Regions from separate parts of the Homo sapiens genome. Here region 2 is linked to region 1. A link is a contact called in ENCODE Hi-C or POLR2A ChIA-PET data. All regions are on one chromosome and are shown on one strand. The core of a region is the stretch at or near the end of the contact, and the rest is flanking DNA. Distances in the headings are between cores, read along the strand shown.

Region 1 (4,939 bases), core at 2,263-4,762:
GCTAAATGTGACATAATCAAACTAAGGATACATATAAATCCTAGAACAGACCAGGTTTTTTCTCCTGTAAACAGGATGTTCCAGCATAAAGAGGTACCCTCTACTCAGTCTTTGTTCCTACCTTTGGAAAACTCATTGTTCTACTGTTTCCCACTGGATTTCAGGAGCAAATAAGTACATTTACTATGGTGATAGTGACAACAACTAAAGTTTTGGTCAATCTCTCAAAATTGAGAAAATGACCAAAAGAGGGTAGTTGCTGAAGCAAACTAAATATGGCCTGAGAAGGACTTCATATTTTTATATTTGAGTCCTTGTGGATGAACTGCAACCTAGCTTAATAGGTAGATAGATTGAAAACCTAACAGGAGTATGCAACTGTAACAATAGCTGCGTCTTGGCCAATCCCAGAGGCTGCACTTCAACTATTCATATACTGCTGAGCGTTCAAACTGTGTTCAAATACGGCAAACACCAACCTGAAACCAATCCAGCTGTTTTGTACTTTACTTTCAATTTCTGTACATCATTTACCTTTTTTTGTCTACGAATCTTCCACCACGTGGCTGTGCTGGAGTCTCTGTGAATCTGCTGTGATTCTGGGGGCTGCGTGATTCGTGAATCATTCATTGCTCAATTAAACTTTAAATTTAATTCGGCTGAAGTTTTTATCAAGTGTAAACCAAAAATAAAAAATAAATTTATAAGGCTCCCCAGCCATCTAAATGGACTTCCTCCTCGGCCAGGGAACTCTTAAAAAAAATTTTTTTTTTTTGACGGAGTCTTGCTCTGTCACCCAGGCTGGAGTGCAGTGGTGCGATCTCTGCTCACTGCAACCTCTGCCTCCCAGGTTCAAGTGATTCTCCTGCCTCAGCCTCCTGAGTAGCTGGGATTACAGGTGCGCACCACCATGCCTGGCTAATTTTTGTATATTTTTTAGTGGAGACCGGGTTTCACCATGTTGGCCAGGCTGGTCTCGAACTCCTGACCTGAAGTGATTCGCCCACCTCTGCCTCCCAAAGTGTTGGGATTACAGGTGTCAGCCACTGTGCCTGGCCTGGAACTCTTAAAATTTAACCTCAAAGACTGGTTCAGGCCATAAGAAGTGGGGGTCAGACATGCCTCATTATACCTCTCTGGCATTAACATCAACATAGACTTTAAGTCCGATAAACATTTTACAACCTATTCTCTCTGAAGCCTAATACCTGAAGGCTTCATCTGCAAATAAGAACTTTGGTCTCCACAATCATATATATATATATTTTTTTTTCTTTCCTTTTTTTTTTTTTTTAGATGGAGTCTCACTCTATTGCCTAAGCTGGAGTGCAGTGGCGCAATCTCGGCTCACTTCAACCTCCGCCTCCTGGGCTGAAGTGATTCTTCTGCCTCAGCCTCCTGAGTAACTGGGATTACAGGCACACACCACCACGCCCAGCTAATTTTTGTATTTTTAGTAGAGAGGAGGTTTCACCATGTTGGTCAGGCTGGTCTCGAACTCCTGACCTCGTGATCCGCCTGCCTTAGCCTCCCAAAGTGCTGGGATTACAGGTGTGAGCCACTGCACCCCACCCACAATCTTTTATCTTAACCCAGACATTCCTTTCTGTTAATCCCAGGTCTTCAGGTAAATTCAACCAATTGTCAAACAGAAAATTTTTCAATCTACCTATAAGCTGGAAGCCAGCACCCTTGACCCCTGCTTCGAGTTGTCCTGCCTTTCTGAACCAAACCAATGTAGGTTTTAAATGTATTTGATTGATGTCTCATGCCTCCCTAAAATGTATAAAACCAAGCTGCACCCCAACCACCTTGGGAACATGTTCTCAGGACCTCTGTCCTGAGGGCTGTGTCACAGGCCATGGTTACTCATATTTGGCTCAGAATATATCTCTTAAAATATTTTACAAAGTTTGACTCTTTTCATCAACAGCAGCAAGCCACCAGCATTCCCAGTGAGGGAAGGGTAAAGGGAACTTTTTATCAGTGAAAAGGGAACTTTTATCAGCGAAAAGGGAGCGGTTCACAGAAGCTGCTTAGAAAGAGTTCATTGGTTCCAGGGGCCCAACGCCAAAGCTCAAAGTTGTCCTCAGTTCATTGGTGGCGCTGCCATTACTGGGCAAGTGTTTATTCCGAGCATCTTAACTGAATTACTGCAGTCCTAAAGATGGTCTAAATTTTGTCAAAGTAGGAGACCCGTGAATGACACAAAAGGGTTTCTTGTGGGGTTTTTAGAAAGTCCTTGCGAATAATTCTTATCTCAGACACTAAGCCTGAGCCTCCTGTTCTTCCCAGCCCTGTTTGTCTGGGCCTGACAAAGTGATTTCACTCCTTATTTGTAACTTTCACAAAACAAAGGCCCTGGTCTCATGAACTCATTGCACAAAGTGACCCTGGTTCGCTGAGGCAGATAGGCGATGCTATCTGCCTGCCCTGGTCCAAACATCTCATCTGGAATACTGCAGGCCAGTGGAAATGCCCGGAATAAGCTCTGTTTACAAGGTAATAGCGAGCCTCTCTGGCATTTCAGAAATGCGTGACAGCTGCTTCCTTAGGGCCCTCCCCACTCCATTTTGGTTACGTTGTGACATAAATTACTCCATTTTGCTGTGAACTACAGGGTCATTTCTCAGCCCCCGCCAACCCCGCGGATCCCCCCTCAGCCCCGCTGTATCAGCCTTTCGGATCCTCCTTCAGCCTCTCAGGTCCTCCTCAGCCCGCTGCGTGCCTCTTCAGCCCCCCTTGAACTTCCGTCATCCCCACAGATCCTCCCTCAGCCTCCCTAGATTCCCACCTCAGCGCCCATGGATCCTCCCTCACTGCCCCCTGGGACCTCCCTCAGTTCTGCAGATTCCCCCCTTAGCCTCCTGGGACCTCTCTCACCCCTTCTAGATCCTCTCTCAGCCCCGCAGATCCTTCCGCAGCTCCCCCTGGATCCTCCCTCAGCCCAGCTGGTGCCCACTCAGCCCCGCGGATCCTCCTTCCCTCAGCCCCCGCCCGGGTGCTCCCGCAGTCCCCCTGGGTCCTCCCTCAGCCCAGCTGATGCCCCTTCAGCTCCGAGGATCCTCCCTCAGCCCCCCTGCGTCTTCCCTCAGCCCCCTGCGTCCTCCCTCAGGACCCCTGGGTCCTCCCTCAGCCCTCCGGGACCTCTATCAGCTCTCCTGGATCCTCCCTCAGCCCTGCGGATCCTCCCTCAGCTCCCCACCCCGGGTCCTCCCTCAGCACTCCCCCACTCCGTCCTCCCTCAGACCCGCGGGTCCCCCTCGACCTCGCCGGCCCGCCCTGGTCCTCCCGGTAGGGACGGAGGTCACCTGCTCGCCGGCCCCGCCTGGGTTCTTGTACCGCCACAGCGCCCCCGCAGGCCCCGCCCACCTAGGCTTCGTCCCGCCCCCGAGATTACATCACGCCGCGCCGGCCCCGCCCAACAGGGGCGTATATCTTCGTGTCTCACCGCCCACTCTTGCCTCTCCCTGCCATGGAACACGTCATACCGCGCGACGCAGCGCCTGCCAGTGACGTCGTGGGCTGCAGCGCAGCAGCACCCAACGCAGTGAGTACCTTGATCTCCTGCGTGGCCTCGTCCCTGGTCTTAGTTCCACCGGGCAGCGGGAGTCAGGACCGCCTGTCCTCAGACCCCTCCGCAGCGACTGTGGCGGCCGCAGGTTGGCGCCTCGTGTGGGCCGGGAACAGAGGCGGGAGGCGCTGTACCCTCCCGGTGGAGTCGGGAGGGAGGGAGGCAGGGAAGGGGACAGGGGGCTGCACCTGTGATAAGCCCTTGTCCCCATGCAGTCTAGCAGGAAAGGAGAGGGAGCTTTCCCCGAAGACCCTCCTGGACCAGCCCCAGGCTCCTGTGCTGGTGAGGCCGAGGGAGAGGGATGTGGGCATAGGACACGTAGCAGGATTTCCATTTTAGAGGCAGCCGGACCTGTCTTCAGGTCCCTTCCTTGGTGAGAGACAGGGGTACGCCAGAGGAAGCTGGGCGCTCGGCCTCTGTGCAGCCTCATCTCCTGGAATCTGAGTATTGAAAACTGGGCTTTTACTTCGCACACCTCAGCACAGACTCCCATGGGAATCCAGGTCACAGCAAAGCAGCCCTGGGCCTCCATTCTCCTTTAAGCAAGCATGACAATCCTCACTTCACTGAGTTTTTATTAAAACTAGCAATGACCTTAGAAAGCAAGGCATGACCTCAGCTCCACTTTTGAGGCTGCAGTCCATTCAGAGAGGTTTCGCAGACTCGGTAACGGCCAGAACAGACAGCCTGGGCCCTGCCGCAGGCTGACTCAGAATCTTTGGGAGTAGTGACCAACTTCTGCTTTTGGAAAAACCTCTACAGGCGGTTCTGAGAAGTCCAAGGGTTGCTGGGAGAGGTTGGTGAGTGGCGTGGTGATTACATGTGTCTTGGAAGCATCCTGGGCTGGGATTTGATAAGAAACCATTAGGTGGAAGAACCTTCCTTTTAAAAAAGATCTCTTCATTCTCTGCCTAGCAGGTTGCACGCCAGGGCCTGTACTGACCACCTCCACGTGCCACTGGGGCTGTAAGGAGGAATGGCGGCCGTGGGCAGCCTGCTTGGGTAAGCATGGACTTTTAGGTCCCTGGGGATTACTGTCAGGGGCCACCCCAGGGAACCCCTCTCTTCAGCAGGAAACCGCCATTCTAATCCTCCCTAGTCCTTGCTATTGTCCACTGTCCCCTGTGCTGGAAGCTTTGTGCCCTTGCTCAGCCTGGCAGCCTCTTCCTGGCTAGGGGGCCAGAACGCCTCTGACCACAGCCTGTGGCTCCTGAGGAAGCCCCGAGGCTCATCCTGCCCCGGCACGGGTCACCAGCTCTGGTAATGTCTCCTGTGGCCCGGCAGTGCCCAATCACAGCCAGCCTCAGTCATGTTGGCACTCTGCTGCAGCACTGTCGGCTGACCAGAGCTTGAACATTTATCTGC
Region 2 (4,939 bases), core at 1,405-3,904, 49 kb after region 1:
CTGGGCCTGGCCTCCTTGACTGTCCTCGGGTGGGAGCCTCTGCTTCATGAGGTTCTGCAAGGCTGCTGCAGGCAGGGGTTGGGCAGCAGCCAGACCTGGGCAGAAGCCCTGTGCAGCCAGCAGGGTATGGTAGAGGGCGGTATGCTCTCTTGCTCCGTGGGTGCTGTGAGGCTTCACTATGCCAGCACTGTGAGGAGGCCCTGGGCAGTGAGTGGGGTGGAAAGACCTGACCTGGGGTGGGGAGGAGCAGGGCTCTGGTGGGGGCCGGGCTGGATCTGTAGCCTTAGGGAGGTGGATGAGGCACAGGACCAGGGGGACCTAGGAAGTGGATAGTGAGGGGCAGGTGGGGGGTTTGGGAAGGCCAGGCTTCTAGTGGACCCGTCACAAAGGTCAGGAGCAAGGGCTCTAGCTTGAAAATGGTGCCCAGAGAGGGTGGCCAGGCCCAGTGTGGCCTAGAGAGGGTGTCCTGCTGGGCAGCCGTGAGGGCACCTTGGGGTGAGGGTGTGGGGAGGGAGGTCAGCAGTCCCTCAGGCCCCTCTGCCCAGCCTTAGCTGCATGCCCTGGGCCTGTGCCCTCAGGGTCCAGGACAGCAGGTGCGTGGCAGGGTCAGGGGACACTGTTCCTGGAGGGGTTATGCTCCTGCCTGGGGCTGGCCCTTCTCTGGCTCTTGAGGCCTGGGGATTGTGTTCCCATGACCTCCATGCCTAGGACGCTGGTGCACCCACCCCACTCCTGGGGCTGCCTTGACCCCCCTTCCTACCATGGGGCACACTGGGGGATGGCCAGCCATTCCTGTTCTATGAAGGCCTGGCTCCCCGCCGGCGTGCACATGGCTTGAGTATGGTGGCTGTGTTGGGCCCGGCCTGCAGGCAGGTACACTGGCTGCTCCTGGCTGCCCCATCTCCATAGCTTCTTCCCTTGGCATTCACTGCCCTGAAGGTCTGGCTGAGCATCCAGTCAGGGCCCAGAGATGGGCATGGGGACTGGACAGGCATGGGAGGGCAGAGAGTGGAGCAGAGATCCTTGGTGGGGCTGGGACGGGGAAGGCATGGCCTTGAGACAGCCCTTGGGCTCCTGCTGCCTGTTTCCAGAGGCACACCCAGCACCCCTAGTAAGGCCTCATGAGGGCTCCTGTCGGCAGGATGGCTCACCTGTTCCAGGGGCTCTCCCTGCCTTCCTTGGCTGGGGAAAGGAGATGGGGGCTCGCACAGGGGGCACCCCTGTGCACAGCCCCACGAGGTGAGGATCCCAGAGGAACTCCTGATGGCCAGTCCCATCCCAAGGTCCTGCTGGGATCCAGCTGATCCTATACCACCAGGCCACTGTCCCCAAACCTAGAGAGGGGGCACATCCATAGCTGGTGCTAAGGTATCAGCTGAGTGAGTACAGGCTCTGCGGGAGGGGAGGTGGTGGGCGTCTTGCTGCTCTACTGACTTGTTGGGGGCTCGGCCAACCCCCTTACCTTAGGGCTGCCTACCTGGGGCCTCCAGGTGCCTGCTGCTCTCTCCCTGTCAGAGGCTCTACTCTGCTCCAGGCCTTGGTGCCAGTGGCCGTTCCCTCATTTCCTCAGCTTGGCTATCCTTATTCCTTCCCCATGGAATTCCAGCTCTGGAGGTCCCCTGCCCATCACGGCCCTGGGGCATCCCCCTGCCCCCGGACCCAGGCCCTGAGCCCCTGAGTGGGCATCTTCTCTACTCTTTCAACACCGTGCTGACCCACCACCAAACATCCAGCCCAGACCACAGCCTTGATGGCTTGTTTCTCTTTTTTCACTTTTCCCATTGTTTGAAACCCACAAGCTATGACTAAAACAATTTCTTTCATAGAAAGAAAAGGGAAAAAAAACACAACACATCTATTCGTCTAACTCCGTTGGACAGTGGATATAGCAGCATCAGATATAACATTAAAACCAAAAACGCAGAATTTGAGGCAGAGGATGGCGGTGTGCCCTCTTTTGGGCTCTTGGGGCGCCCCGCCTGGCCGCTTCTTCTCCCCGCACCTTGAGGGTGGGAGCCGGTTCACAGTGGCAGAGGCTGAGGGGCGCTGGCCATGAGGCAACCAGGGATATGGGCCGGGTGGGTTCAGCGGCCTCCCCATTCATTCCCGGGCCAGGCGGATGAGTCAGGAGGGGCCGGGCCATTGGCTCCAGGAAAGCGGACCATTTCTCCAGTCCCGCCATGAGGGGCCAGGAAGGGGGCCGGCCCATCTCAGGGCTGTGGGACCTTCGCGAGCAGCACAGTCGGGGGGTTGATGCCCCCCAAACCTCCCGAACGCCCCCAAATGAGACCAGCAGCTCTGGGCAGCCTGGGGGGCTGGACCTCTCTTCCTACCTTTCCCTTAAGGGGCTGTGGACAGGCGGAGGAAAGGGAGGGACGGGACGAGAGGCTTCTATCTCTCCTGTAGCTGGATGGAGTGCAGGTGGGGAGACCCGAGGGCAGGGAGGAGGGGCTGGGCAGCTGCAAAGAAGGGGGCGCAGCTGAGCAGAGCAGAGACGGGCGGGGCCTGGGGCGCAGCAGGCCAGTTCCCTGGCAGGAGTACCTGACGGTGTGGGAGCCCGGGCAGGGCGGGCCTCTTTGGGAGGGCCTCGGTCGCTTGCCTCTGCGAAGTCCCTGTCCTCTCCCAGGACTAAGCTTGGTCTTGGGGTTGGGGGCTGGGAGGCCCTTCAGGCTTTCCCCAGGTAGGGCCCCTGGTCAGGTGGGTGGTCAAACCCCAGGCTGAGGAAGGGGTGGCACAGGCGTCGGCGCGCCTGGAGCATTCCAAAGCCAGGCGCTTGGAGAGGGGCCCTCGGATCCCAGGGGCACGGGTTGGGGACCCGACTCGCTTCATGGAACCTTCCCAGCTCGACGCAGGGGTGGATGGAACCTTACAGGGGGTTGGGGATGAGGTGGCTGGTGGGCTGAATTTCCTGCTCTGGAGCCGGGATTCCTGCAGAAGCCACGCCTTAATCAGGAGGGCGGTTCCCAGGGAAGAGTCCCACCCGCGGAGAGAAGCCCCGCCCCATTGGAGCCTGGTCCCAGAGAAGCCCCACCCACAGGAAGGAGCCTATGCAGGCCACGCCCACCCAGAGCCACAGCCCCCGTGGAAGGGGCCTTGCCCTGGTCAGGAGAAGCTCTGCCCCATCCAGGAAGAAGCCTCATCCACCATAAAACCCCACTCCTAAGGAGGCGCTCCGCCCTCAGGGAGCAGCCTACCCCAGAGCCGTGCCCCATCCTAGAGCCCCGCCTCCTTCAGGAGGAGCCCCGCCTGCAGGTAGAAGCCTACCTAGTGCCCCGCCCACCCAGAGCCACGCCCTTACTGGGAGGGGCCTCGCCCCCGCAGGAGAAGCCCTGTCCCACCCAAGAGAAGCCCCGCCCAATCTGTAGCCCCGCCTCTGTCCAGGGGAGCCCCGTCCCCAGGGAGAAGCCAACGCAGAGCCCCTCCCCATCCTGGAGCTCCGCCTCATTCAGGAGCAGCCCAGCCACCAGAGAGGAGACACTAGCTCCAGGGAGGAGCCCTGCCTTCAGGTAGGAGTTCTGCCCCCAGGTAGGAGCCCCACCCCCAGGGAGGAGTCCCGCCCCCAGGGAGGAGTACTGCCCCGTTTAGGTGGGAGTCCTGCTCCACCCAGGGAAAAGCCCACCCTCAGGCAGGGCCCGCCCCGTCCAGGGGGAGCCGCGGCCGGTGCCTACTTGCAGGTGTGCACGTCGTAGACGCGCGTGCACTCCTGGCAGCTGACGTAGCAGCACCAGTGGAACACGCAGCGGCACTTCTCCCGGCGCCGCTCCGCTCGCGCGTTGTGGCCGCGGCCGCAGCACAGCAGGTCGCAGCCGTCGATGCCGTGCGAGCTGACGTTGCAGGTGCGGTCGCGCGTGCCGAAGGAGCCCGTCTCAGGGTTGGGCTCGCAGAAGTTGGGCGAGGCCTCGTAGTAGACCAGGTCGCGCTCCGTGGGCACCTTGAAGTAGGTGTAGCGCGGCCGCAGGGTCTCCACCCAGCCGCGGGACTCCCGGTGCTTCTCCACCACCATCTCCGAGGCGCTGTCGTACTTGTCCTTGAGGAAGTCACCGATGGCGCGGAAGTCGGGTTGCGACCACCAGCATGTCTTCACCTCGCAGCTGCCCGACAGCCCGTGGCACTTGCACTTGAGGTGCATGTGGCTGGCGATGGCCTGCGGGGCACGCGCAGGAGCCAGCGTCAGGGCGGCCCCCTGGTGCGTCTCCCCGAGGAAACAGCATTACATGTCGCCTGCAGCCTACCTGCTCCATAAAGCCCCCGGGCAGAGGGGGCAGACTCCCAGGCAGGGCCCCAGGGCCACCCCCTTCCTATGGTGCAGATACTGGTGCCTGCTCCCTTGCCAGACCCAAGCCTTCCCAGGTCAGGGCTTGGGGGGCTCCCCTCTTCCCGTCTCCTAGCTGAGTACTTCTACACTGTCTAGGGTGGAGCGAATGAAGGACAGAGCTGCAGCGTGGGATGCCATACACGAAGAGCCACAGCAGTCAGAGTGCAGGGATGCAGGGGGATAGGCGTTCCTTCTGACCCTGAGGACTCAGGCACGCTGCCCAGAGGTGTATACGGCTGGGTGGAAAGGCACGAGTCCTGAGCATGAGTAAAGAGAGTGGCCCAGGAAGCTGGTCACTGTATGGGGACTGCAGAGGAAGAGGAAGGCAATGTTGGGACATAAGGCTGTTGGGGGACCGGGCAGGACCTCGCTGAGGAGCGAACGGTTTCCCCTATGGGCAGTGTAGAACTCAGCTTCTTTTCCCTTCTTTCTTTGGGGAAGGGGTAGGGGTGAGCGTGAAGGGGCATGTGAACATCAGAACAGTCTAGGTGGCACTGCACTGTGGCAGCCACTGGACAGACAGGAGCCCATGAGGCATGGCAGTGTGAATTCAGAAATGCTATACGTGCCAACTGCATGCTGGATTCCCAAGACTTAGTGTAAGAAAAGGATGAGAAACAGCTC

What was found. Hi-C counts contacts between places; a loop is a spot of excess contacts on that map. ChIA-PET counts read pairs that join two places held with the same protein, here RNA polymerase II (POLR2A). Pooled maps may share reads with other maps.
Region 2: a loop to region 1 is called in a map of naive thymus-derived CD4-positive, alpha-beta T cell, with 4 times the contacts of the local background. The contact joins the enhancer-like site here to the promoter of MRPL55 in region 1. A Hi-C loop is called at or near these places in 3 of 168 maps with a recorded cell type or tissue (CD4-positive, alpha-beta T cell and naive thymus-derived CD4-positive, alpha-beta T cell) and 13 of 50 pooled maps. POLR2A ChIA-PET finds 5 or more read pairs at or near these places in 4 of 52 experiments (B cell, WTC11, activated CD4-positive, alpha-beta T cell and 1 more).

The regions. Positions count from the first base shown.
Region 1 is chr1:228,107,872-228,112,810 of GRCh38, reverse strand. MRPL55 (mitochondrial ribosomal protein L55) reads left to right here and starts at 3,512. Exons shown (of 5, transcript NM_181463.3): 1 at 3,512-3,662; 2 at 3,790-3,856; 3 at 4,493-4,576. The coding sequence starts at 4,551. RefSeq lists a silencer at 3,067-3,156 and enhancers at 3,427-3,596, 3,865-4,578, 4,579-4,939.
Region 2 is chr1:228,058,191-228,063,129 of GRCh38, reverse strand. WNT3A (Wnt family member 3A) reads right to left here. Exons shown (of 4, transcript NM_033131.4): 4 at 1,859-4,144. The coding sequence ends at 3,665. Among named protein-coding and RNA genes, the nearest start is that of LINC02809, 16 kb to the left of the region's middle. Within about 2 kb of position 2,654, at least 7 of the 41 ENCODE cell types and tissues checked have a DNase peak (open chromatin) inside an H3K27ac peak, as active enhancers do.